2 separate regions of the Mus musculus genome follow, and region 1 is linked to region 2. The links are chromatin loops, found by intact Hi-C in ENCODE. Cell type or tissue: gastrocnemius. All regions are shown on one strand. Links, peaks and the distances in the headings refer to the core of each region. The heading gives the core; the rest is flanking DNA. Region 1 holds the start of Uvrag (UV radiation resistance associated gene). Region 2 has its middle 16 kb from the start of Gm19656.

Region 1 (5,328 bases), core at 1-5,000, 400 kb after region 2:
AGAGGCAAGCAGACCTCTTTGAGTTAGAGACCAACCTGGAGGAGTGGGTAGACCATAGCTATTCATCAACCACGGAAAAAAAAAAAGGTTCCGGATTAGGTACATAAATTAAAATAAGGCAAACCAGAGGCACATGCCAGTAGTCCCAACCACAACTCCCAGAAGCTTAGGAGGCATAGGCAAGCGTTTATGAGTTCAAGGCCAGCCTAGTCTATATAGTGAGTTCCAAGATACCCAAGGGCCTTATAATGAGACCCTGATTAAATAATAATAATAATAATAATAATAAATTAAATTTTAAAAAGACAAACCATACACCTTATACATAATTTTGTGGGCTTTCTTGGGCAAACCCAAATCTTTTCCAGAAGCAGATAAGGTAGAAGGAGGCCAATACTATTGGAACTTGTATTATAGAGTAAGTTAATACGTTAATCAACAAAACGCCTATTTTAAAAATATTTGTTTCCCCAAACTTGTGCATTTGGTCTAGAAAGCAGAATTAATATCAACCACAGAAGGAATGTGTTTTTACATAGGCTGCCTCACAGTCCAAGGACGACACGCCCAGAAAAAACTTTAAGTGGCATGCCAAATCCTCACGCAGCACCCAGCTGACACTTAGGACACTATATGCCAATCTAGAAACTCGACCAACACTAACAAATGGAGTTGAACTGTGTTGAACCGGCAGTTGGCTTGGATTAGTTCTTCTAGTTTTGAACCGTTATTGCTAGAACAGGCTCTAGTCAGGAAAACATGCCTTGTTCTCTTCTCCAACCCGCCATGCTCTCACAGCTTCCCTAAACTATGCCCATCTAGATGCCCAATTTCTCCAGGCGGCTCCTAACAGTGCTCACTATTGCTTCTCCCAGCAGGCCCTCACACTCCACCTCCCACACAGGCAAAAATTCACATTAATGCCCAATCCACAGACTACTCTCCCAGCCACCCTCTCATCCTCTCCCACGACCTGGAAACGCAATACAAGCCTCATTCCTTTCCAACTCCTAATATTCTCCAAACTCCCTCTCCAATGGCACTACAAAACCTGGGCACATGCCTTCTGATTTGCTAAATTCTCTCCTACTACAGAGCCTTGCTTCTGCAGTTAACGTTGCTTCCCTACTCATCCGGCACCTCATCCGGCACCGGGTTGGGGGGGTGGGGTGCAACATTGCTCTTTCCTTTACATTCCGATGCACTCTATGCCTGGCCCTCTCTCCCATAGCCTCTGCGCTCCTAAGTGGCTCCTTCCTGTCTCTTGCAAGGATGGAAAGTTACAGAAAGGGTCTGAGGGAGCTCGTCCTGTGGACCGTGGTGGAGCAGCTGCTCTCAAGTCTAAAGCAAACTATTGCTGCTGAGCACAAGCTGGAGTCAGACTCTGTATTTGGAAATCCATCCCCACCAGAAACACTAACAGAGAGGCAGTGAGCAAGCTTGTTCCTAGAACTGAGAAACCGGGACAATAAAACCAGCTATCTCATGGAGTTGTGACGATTCAATGCTCACTTTGCACAGACCCAGCTCGGTAACCTCTCCATGACTGACAGTTTCTCCAGGTCCTCTTCAATGCTAAGGTTCCTGCAGAGTCTCCCCGAGGGACTGAGGGAGGCCAGTGGAAGATGTACTGATAGGCGGGTGTTGCCAAGAATTTTGTCAGATTCCCAAAGTCAGTGTTCTCTTGTCCTTATTACACACACACACACACACACACACACACACACACACACACACACACACGTGAGATACAAGCTATGAATATTTACTTCAAATCCTCCTTCCAGACACTCACCCGAGGGAGTGGAGTGTGCCATGAGGATCTGAGATTGGAAAGGAAACCCCAACGTCCCAAATACCTTCCTCAGGAGGAGCGGAAGGAAGCACCCGAAACGCTAAGAATAAGTGCAGAAAACCGACTCCTCGATCGGGGAGCGAAAGGGAAAGCGCGGCGGCGGCCAGCGGGGCAGGGCTCCCCGGCGCCTTCTTGGAGGGATGCGGGGGTCTGAGCGCGGGAACGGCCGGGGAGGGGGCTCCTCCTCCTGTCAGCCCTCCTCAGCCCTGCGAGCCCCGCCAACCTTCTCCGCCCCCCGGCTCGCGGCCGGCTCACCTGCTGAGACGGCAGCTCCACATGCAGGGCCCGCGCGGGGGCACCGGACGTCAGCGCGGCGGACGGGCCCGGGGGTGGCAGGGGCACCGGGCCCCCGAGCGAGGCGCAGGAGCTCATCTGGACCCCTGAGCCGCCGAGCGGCCAGGTGGGCAGTCCTCCCGCATCGGCCGCTGCCTCCCGAGCTGTGATTCGCAGAGCCCCTACAGCCTAGAAACCGGGCACCGAGAGCCCCAGCAGCTCTGCGCCCGCGCTGGCCACCGCCGCTGGCTAAGGAAGAGCCATATTACCGCAGTGCAACCCCTCCACCCGGCCCAGAGCTGGCGTGCTCATTGGTTCCGTTTCTGAGAGGGCGGGACCCGGTGGCGGCCAAGGGACGTGCTATTGGCCAGTGGGCCCGTCCGTCGTCGGCCGCAATGGCTAGGGGCGGAGGGACTCTAGGATGGCCTCAATTGCGTCTGTCAAACCCGGGCTAAACCTGGGGCGTAACTTCTCTTTGCCTCAGCCTAATTGGCCCTTTCCCTATTGAGGGGTGTGGTCTCCTAGGGAAGCCTCGTGGGCTATTGCTCTAGAGCGCTGTCAGTTGTCAGTGAAACAGGGACGGCTTCTTGATTAGGTAGAGCGCGCGCCTGGTATGTCGTGTCACGTGCAGAAGTCTGGAGAGTCACCTGATTAGTGAGAGTCAGTCCTCTAAGCCACTTCCGCCCTAACCTAGTTGCTATGGTAACAGAGCCTCCAGTGGAGGGCGGGGACCCGCTTGGCACCAGCTGAGTCGGGATGGATGGATGGTCTGACTTCCCGAAGTGTTCTCATCCACGTACAAAAAAAAAAAAAAAAAGCCACGCTTTATGACTGAGAGGGGGAGCCGCCACCGAGCCGCGATCACTGAGACCAAAGATCCATCGGGCAGTCCACCAGCTCTTCAGTGATCCACTCAGACCTGCAAGTCCACGCCCCTTCTAGCTTCTATAACTAGTAAGCTTAGCCACAAAGTGTGCCAGCCAGCCAAGAGACTGTCTCACCTCTGCTGGTGGGATGCTTATGCTCTGCCTAGAAAGCCTTTACTGCTTGTGACTAACGCTTGCTTAGCCATCGTATTTCAGCTGGGGCAGGAGTCCTTCCAAAAGACTTCTCTGAAACTCCGAATTAGGAAACTTGCCTTTACCACAGACCTGCTTATTCTATTGTGTTGTCTTTGTTTGTTTACTTGCTTTGCGCGGGGGCGGGGCGGGGGGAGGGGCGAGATTTGGCTGACCTGCCACTCACCATGTAGCTCAATCTACCTCAGCTCCCCAGGTGCTGGGACTACAGGAGTGTGCCACCACAGCAGCCTCCACTTTGTCTTTTAATAGTCATTTAACACACACAGCCTCCCCGAATTCAAACACTCATATGTGAATTCCTCAACCAAAAGACCTTGTCTGATTCGTCCCTGGATCCGCATTGCTTGCAGATAATAGAGAAATGAATATGAAGGTACAGCTCAAATGCCCTCCCTTCCCTGAAGACTTCTTTGACCATAATAGCAGCTACAGCCATTGCTTCTATAAGTAGCACTGAGTCATTTTGCAGAATATTGATTCCCCCGTCCCCATAGAGTGTGAATTTCTCCACCACCTGGACTGTTATAGCTGAAAGAACACAGTGTTCAGAGAGGCAGACACAACAGGAAGCAGGCAGTTTGGGATTCTGACTGCCACCTTCTAGCTTTGTCACTGAGCAGGTCAGCTCCCCACTGTCTGTCCATGCGCTGAATAGTACTGGTGTCACTGAGGGGGGTGGTAGGTGGGCCAGTATCTGTGCCCATGAAGACTCCAACATATAATAGATGGATTTAAAATCTTTTACTGAGTGGGAAGATGTATATATAGCTCAATGGTTGAGTAGATGCCGAATATTCACAAGGCCTTGGGTTCAATCCCTAGCACTATTTAAGAATTATGTGTATCTGGGCATGATGGCACATGCCTTTAATCCCAGCACTTGGAGGCAGAGGCAGGTAGATCTCTGTGTTCAACGCCAGACTGGTCTGCAGAGTGAATTCCAGGACAGCCAGGATTACAAAGAGAAACCCTGTCTCAACAAACAAACAAACAAAGTATGTGCACATGTTTGTGTGTGTGGACACATTTGTGTACACAGGTATGCATGCAGGTATGTGTGTGTGTGCAGAGATCAGAAGTCAGCCTCAAGTATCGTTCCTCAGGAACCGTCCATCTTGGGGTTTTTTTTGTTGTTGTTTTTTGTTTTGTTTTGTTTTGTTTAAAGATGGAGGTCCCTTGTTAGCCTGGAATTTACAAAGTAGAGCAGGATGGCTGGCCAGTGAGCCCTATGGATCCTCCTGCCTCTGCCTCCCTAGCTCTGGGGTTAGAGGTCTGCACTGCCATGCCCAGCTTTCTCATCAGGATACTGGGGCTGTTATTCAGATCCGGGTAGTTGGACAGAATGCACTTTACCGAGCTATACCCATAGCCCTGCCCCCATCTTAAAATAAATGGTAAGCATATTAACTTTCAGGGGAAATGAGTTGCATCTGACCTTAGGAATGAATTGCTTTGACGTCACAGTCTCTTATTTTGAAACACAGAGCAGTTCCTCATGGCTGGAGCCTCAGTGTCAGGTATCTGTTGAGAAGTGAGCAGTTGGGAAATTCCAAATCATGCCTAGTTCAAGCCATACAATGCCAAGATCCAGTGGAATTTCACAGAAAACATTTCTGTCTCTAAACTGTGCTTGTTTGCCAAGGCTGCCCTATCAAATTACCACAGACTTGGTAGCTGAAAACAGCAGAAATGTATTCTCCCACAGTTCAGGGTGTCAGCCCTCCTTGTTCTTCCAGCCTCTGGTATCTCTCAGATCCTTGGCTGCATAATTGCAGTCTTTGACTCCTCTTGACATTCTCCCTCTTCCTGTGTCTTCTTTCTCCTCCGGGGACATTTGATATTGGTTTTAGACGCCCCGTTCATACTTCATCTTGGGATCCTTTGTTAAGTGACATCTACAGAGCCAGGCAGGGTAGCTTATGCCTGTCATAGCAACATGCAGACAGTTGTCATGAATGTAATGGACTACACAGTGAGTTCCAGGTCAGCACGGGCTACAATATAAGACCCTATCTCAAAAAAACAAAAGAGAGAATGAAGGAAAAGGGAGGGGAGAGGAGAAGAAAAAAATATCTATGTAAATACCCCTTTTTTCCAAATATGGTTATAATCACAGGT
Region 2 (5,372 bases), core at 70-5,069:
AAGGATTATTTACTGCCCGTTTATAAACATCAACAAAGTGTGGCCAGACCTTGGGGGAGGGGTAGGAAACTTTCCACTCCACCTTACCCCACCCCCACCCCCGTGAATGCCCAAGTCCAAATCCACTTCTTGTGATGCCTTCCTGTCTCCCAAGCTCAAACTCCCGGGTGGCCTGACCTGATTGGGCCAACCCAGTGGCAGATGTTACAGTCCCTTGCAGATGTCAGCTCATTTACACATTTCTGAGCTACAGGGCTCAGGAAGTTGATCCACAGACCAAGATCCCACAGCTCTGAGAGAAATTTGAGCTCAGGGCTGTCTCCTCCCTCTAGGCCCTCTGTCATTGCTGACTTTGAGGTACCCTGGAGGAAGAAGTTACACGTTCTGGTGAGAAAATGGCACGTGTACTAAGTCAGCCTAGACCCAGGGAAAGCCTACAGATTTGGGAAGGGGGAGGAGAAGGGGGTGGGTGTGGCTCAGAGGAAGAGGGGGATCTTCATTCCCTGAGATTGGCTCAGGGTGGTGTTACAGGAGGGACTGACTGCTGAGCCTATCACCCACCCTCAGCCTGGCTTCTCTCATAGAGAACCAGCAATGACTGGAATAATAATGAGAGTTGGGGAGAAATTTGCAAGGCACTTTCATCAGATCTCTGATATTACAGGAGCTGGACAGCATCTCTCTTTGAGGCAAGAGGAAACCAGAACGCAGAGGTTAACTTCCCAGCTGCAGAACTCTGCTCCTGGATTCAAACCCTTCCCTTCTAAGCCCAGCCCTTCGCATCCCCACCCTGTCTGGTCTAGTTTTATCATCTCATCAGCCCAGGGAACTTCCTAATGCATTCAACATGTATGTGGAGCATGGGCTGCCTGCTTGTCTTAGTCTCTAGGAGATGGCCTGGAATCTCTGTGTTGGCAACTGTCCCCACACCCCCACACCCCCCCGCCCCCGTGATTACCTTTTCTCTTTCATTATAATTTAGCTTTGAGACGGGGGTCTCATATAGCCCAGGCTGGCCTCTGACTTGTAGATGACCTTAAACTCTTGATCCTCTTGTCTCTACCCCCTGATTGCTAGGATTACAGGACTGTGTCATTATGCCTGCTTTCACCTGGTGCTGGGGATCAAACCCAGGGCCTCATGCATGCTGAGCAAGCAGTTCATGAACTTAGAGCTACTTCCACAGCCTCCACTGCAGCTGGCCTTGGCCTGTAAAGCAATGGGTTCATTGTGACACAATGAACTTCATGTGTGCACCTGTGGTACCTCACTCTTGACTATTTTCTTACGCTCCTCCCCCAGGCTCGTCCCCTCTTCTCTCATGGTCCCCATCTACATTTATGCTGCATTTTCTAGATCCTGGATACAAAAGAAGACACAGTGCTTGTCTTTGCGCTTGGTTATTCTGCATGTCATAATGATTCCCAGGTCCATCGTTTTTCCTGCAGGTACAACTGAACAAGAATAACCCTGTGCTCATCTGCTCACGGTGTCTTCACGCATTCATCTATAAGAGGCCAACCCCAGGATTTGCTTGTTGTTACTAGTGTCACTGTAAACACAGATGTGAAGGAATTTTAATTACATGCTGGCCTTCAGTCCCTTTGAGTGTTTACCCAGGAGAAGCACAGCTGGAGCACATGACAGTTCTTTTTAGTTTTTCCAGGAACCTCCATACTGACTTCCGTAGTGGCTACAATCATTTACAATCCCATCAGCAGTGTATACAGTGGTTCCCAACCTTCCTAACGCTGTGACCCTTTAATACACTCCCTCGTGTTGTGGGGACCCCACCCCTGCCATAAAATATTTCGTTGCTACTCCATAACTGTGATTTTGCTGCTGTTATGAGTCGTTATGTACAGGATATACAGGATATTGACATGTGACTCCTTCTCGACCCACAGGTTGAGAACCTCTGATGTAAGAGCTCCTCTCACCCCATGCCTGTGCTCTTTCTTAGTTGCTTTCTTGATGATAGCTGTCCTGAGGTGAGACGGATTCTCCTTGTAGTTTTGATCTGTATTTTCCTGACAGTTACAGATGCTGAACACGCGTTTGTGTGTGTATTGGCTATCCGTTGTGCTCATCTAAGTGTGAGCTACCCCTCAGCCTACAGCGCTGCCAAAGGCGAAGTGAATAGAGCAGGCCCTTCTCTCTGGCCTTGGGATGCTTCAGTTTCCCAACTGGGAAGTGAGCACAGTAACTGGACTCAAGTGGAAGTGCCTCTGCCCAGCCACCTACACAGAGGAGTGCATACCTGCCTTCCTAAAAGGCTGCCCGCACAATGCCCCCCCCCCACAATCCTCCCCTGCCACCACAAGCAATCATGGTCAGTCAGCACAGGTCAGCATGGCATGTGATGAGGATGGGGGCTCTTCACTTCCAGGTTGAGGATCAGTAAGACTTGGAGGGGGGCTCAGGGTCACCTCCACAATCCACTGAGACGCCCCATCTCCCACTGAGGACAGTGGGGTACCAGGGTGCAAGGTGCTTCCTGAGGTCTTGAATCCTCCACACCCTCTCCTCCAGCCCCTGAAGCAGCCAGTAGATGTTCTTGGGCTTGTAGGGATGTGTGTGTGTGGGGGGGGGGCAGCTTTTCAGTGCACCTTCTGTCCCGACCACCAGAAGCCCTGGTATCCATACTGCACAGTGTGGGGTGTGCAGGCCCAATGGGTGGGTAGGCTTTTTTGAAAACAGTTAAGGAAAGTTTTGAAAGACAAAGAATTCAAAGGGCAGCATATGCAAAGACCAAGAGGTGGCCTCTGACAGATGTGTGTCACTGTGCATCATTGAAATACTGAGTTTGGAGGGCAGCACGCTGGAAAGAGCCGACCAGTTTGTGGCCTTGGAAAAACTACTAGAGAAGCTGGGCTCTCCAGTCTTCACTTGACAAGAATGAGACCCAGTGCCTGGGGCCAAGGTAGCAGCAGTGGGAAATCAGAGAAGGAGTGGGCTTTTCCACATAGACTGGCTGTGGGGCCAGAGAGAATGAACTGAACAGAATGGAGGCTCATCCCTGGAGGAAGCAAGGGGAGGTGATGCTTTCCCACACCGTGTGCTCCTGGAAAGAGCTGATGTGCTCAGAGTCCTCCTAGAGGCCTGGGCTGAGGAGGGGCCAGATGTGCTTCAGTCCACAGGGATTTGGGTCCAAAAGCCTGAACCTGGTGGGCTTTTCCAGATGGGCAGTAGGTGGCGCTGTAGCTCTGTACATGCAGTCTACTGGACTAGGTTACCTGCCCTCACCTGAGGGTGGGTGAGGCCCTCTAACTCCAGAGCCCGTACTTTGAGAAAGGATGGATTGTGGGGACCAGGGGGAGGTGAATGCCCCCACTCCTGAAGCATGAAAGGCCAGTACTTTAAAGCCTCTTGAGGACAGTGGTATGAGCTTGGGGCTGGGCCTCTGGGCTCTTCTGGCCCTAGCTCCTATTTCCCAGATGGGGAAACAAGGTCCAGAGAGGAAGGGGCTGGCCTGAGTTACTGGATAGGTTAGTAGAATAGGAAGGTTCTAGTGTACCAGACAGGGAGCTCCTCTATCACCCAGTCCCTTCCTCCTAAGTCGGTTTGCCACCATCTCTCCATTCCTTTCCTCACCATCTGCCAGGCTAGGACAGAACTTCCTACACACCTCTCCCCCAACTGTAGGTCTTTTCCATAACTGTTAATCAAAGTCCTTCCCCCACCCCCAGGAGGACATTTTTACTATTGATCCAGCCATCAACCTCTTTTGCTAAAATCTTTTCTTGACCAGGTCACCCATAGGTTTTCAGCCTCTCAGGAGGGTCCGTGACAGATACCCACGTCCTCTTAGCATGCAAATCTGCCTAGGTCCCCTGGCCTGGTCATGCTTGTCCCCATGTCTCCCCCCATCACTGATATGCTCACAGCATTGTCCTACAGTCAAACTGCTGCTCAGCACCTGTGACTTAGTGGGGGCTGCCTTGGGTCCTCCTCGGCCTGTGACACACTGTGTACCTGAGTGCCCTACCTGTCTCCTCTGCCAGAGCACTCAGAGCTCTGACATCTAGTTCACCCCCATTCACTGTCACAGGGCTCAGCGCAGCCATGTTGGATGAGCAGCGTCCTAGGAACACCTTGACACCGCCTACCCGGCCAGGCTCTGTGCCCCTGTGTTCCCATGCAGCCTCTGGCAATCTGGTGAGATCAGAATGGAATTATTGTCTTGGCTTTCCTGAAATGAAGACTCACCCCCAGGAGAGCATGATCTCACTGGTACCACAAAGCAATGTGTGATGGAAGTGGGCTCCACACACTGCCAAGTACTGCAAAGCCAGGGAACATGACTGAAGGGATCCGGAGCTCAGTGGGTCATCCTGGGGTTTACAGGGATGGTATGGAGCTCTGGTGGCTAGCCGAGGTTCCTGCAGCAGAGTGCCTTCAAGAGGTGAGGTCTGAGGCTGGAAAGATGGCCCATCAGTTAAGAACTTACATTGTTCTCCTAGAGGACCCAGGTTGGCTTCCCAGCACCCACATTAAGTAGCTCATGACTGCTTTCACCTCGGGAATGACTAGCCCTGTGAACACCTGTACTCACATGTACATAACTACCAGCATGTACCAACATACACAAAATCAGAAATAAAAATAATTTTTAAAAAAGTGAGGTTCTCTCCTTTTCTGTGAGCCCCATTGTTTAGAGGCAGGCAGGCACCTTGGCAGACCCGGGCATTGATGACACTGATAAGGGACCTACAGCCAGCTAGAGGCCAGGGAACTGGCAAGGTCCAGGGGCTGGGATGTTCTTGGTCTGAGATCTTTCCAAGAAGCCCTGCAGTGAGACGACTGGTGCCACAAGGCAAGGAGGGAATTGGTGATTTAGCTGCCCCTGCATAGAACAGGCAGGACACAGCAACAGGCTGGAGCAATTTACTTCTGAGAAGCTCAACACAGGCACAGGAGAGAGTAGAGGCTGCCAGAGTGGACTCAGGCTTCTGGGTCTTGGAATAAGTGATAGGAGGACCCTCAGCTCAGGATGTGACTCTGGTCCTTTAGCTACCAATTAGGAGACTGGTAGTCTGGAGTTTCCCATGGCGACTCTAGGTTCAGTGTCCCTGTAGTCCTGAGCTATGAGAAGCTAGAGGTACGGTGTTGTGGGAAGCCGCCCCCACATTCGCCGTTACAAGATGGCGCTGACAGCTGTGTTCTAAGTGGTAAACAAATAATCTGCGCATGTGCCAAAGGTAGTTCTCCACCCCATGTGCTCTGCCTTCCCCGTGACTACAACTCGGCCATGGGCTGCAGCCAATCAGGGAGTGATACGTCCTAGGCGAAGGATAACTCTCCTTAAGAGGGACGGGGTTTCGCTTTCGTTTTGGGCTTGGGCTTTGGGGGCTTGCTCTCTTGCTCCTAAA

The links. A loop is a pair of places that touch in the nucleus more often than their neighbours do. Peaks named below come from ENCODE experiments on the same cell type or tissue, not always from the same donor. Only the 100,000 strongest peaks of a DNase experiment are listed, where the experiment ranks them.
Region 1: a loop joins it to region 2, with 2.1 times the contacts of the local background. A loop is called at or near these places in 6 of 42 quality-filtered maps.

Annotation. Positions count from the first base shown.
Region 1 is chr7:99,138,724-99,144,051 of GRCm38, forward strand. It overlaps Uvrag (UV radiation resistance associated gene), which reads right to left and starts at 2,421. Exons shown (of 15, transcript NM_178635.3): 1 at 2,111-2,421. The coding sequence starts at 2,227. In gastrocnemius, for the core only: no CTCF peak of the experiment used is centred there; DNase peaks (open chromatin) are centred at 2,563 and 3,332; H3K4me3 peaks cover 3,022 bases; H3K27ac peaks cover 3,548 bases.
Region 2 is chr7:98,740,348-98,745,719 of GRCm38, forward strand. No RefSeq gene overlaps it. Among named protein-coding and RNA genes, the nearest start is that of Gm19656, 16 kb to the left of the region's middle. In gastrocnemius, for the core only: no CTCF peak of the experiment used is centred there; a DNase peak (open chromatin) is centred at 3,194.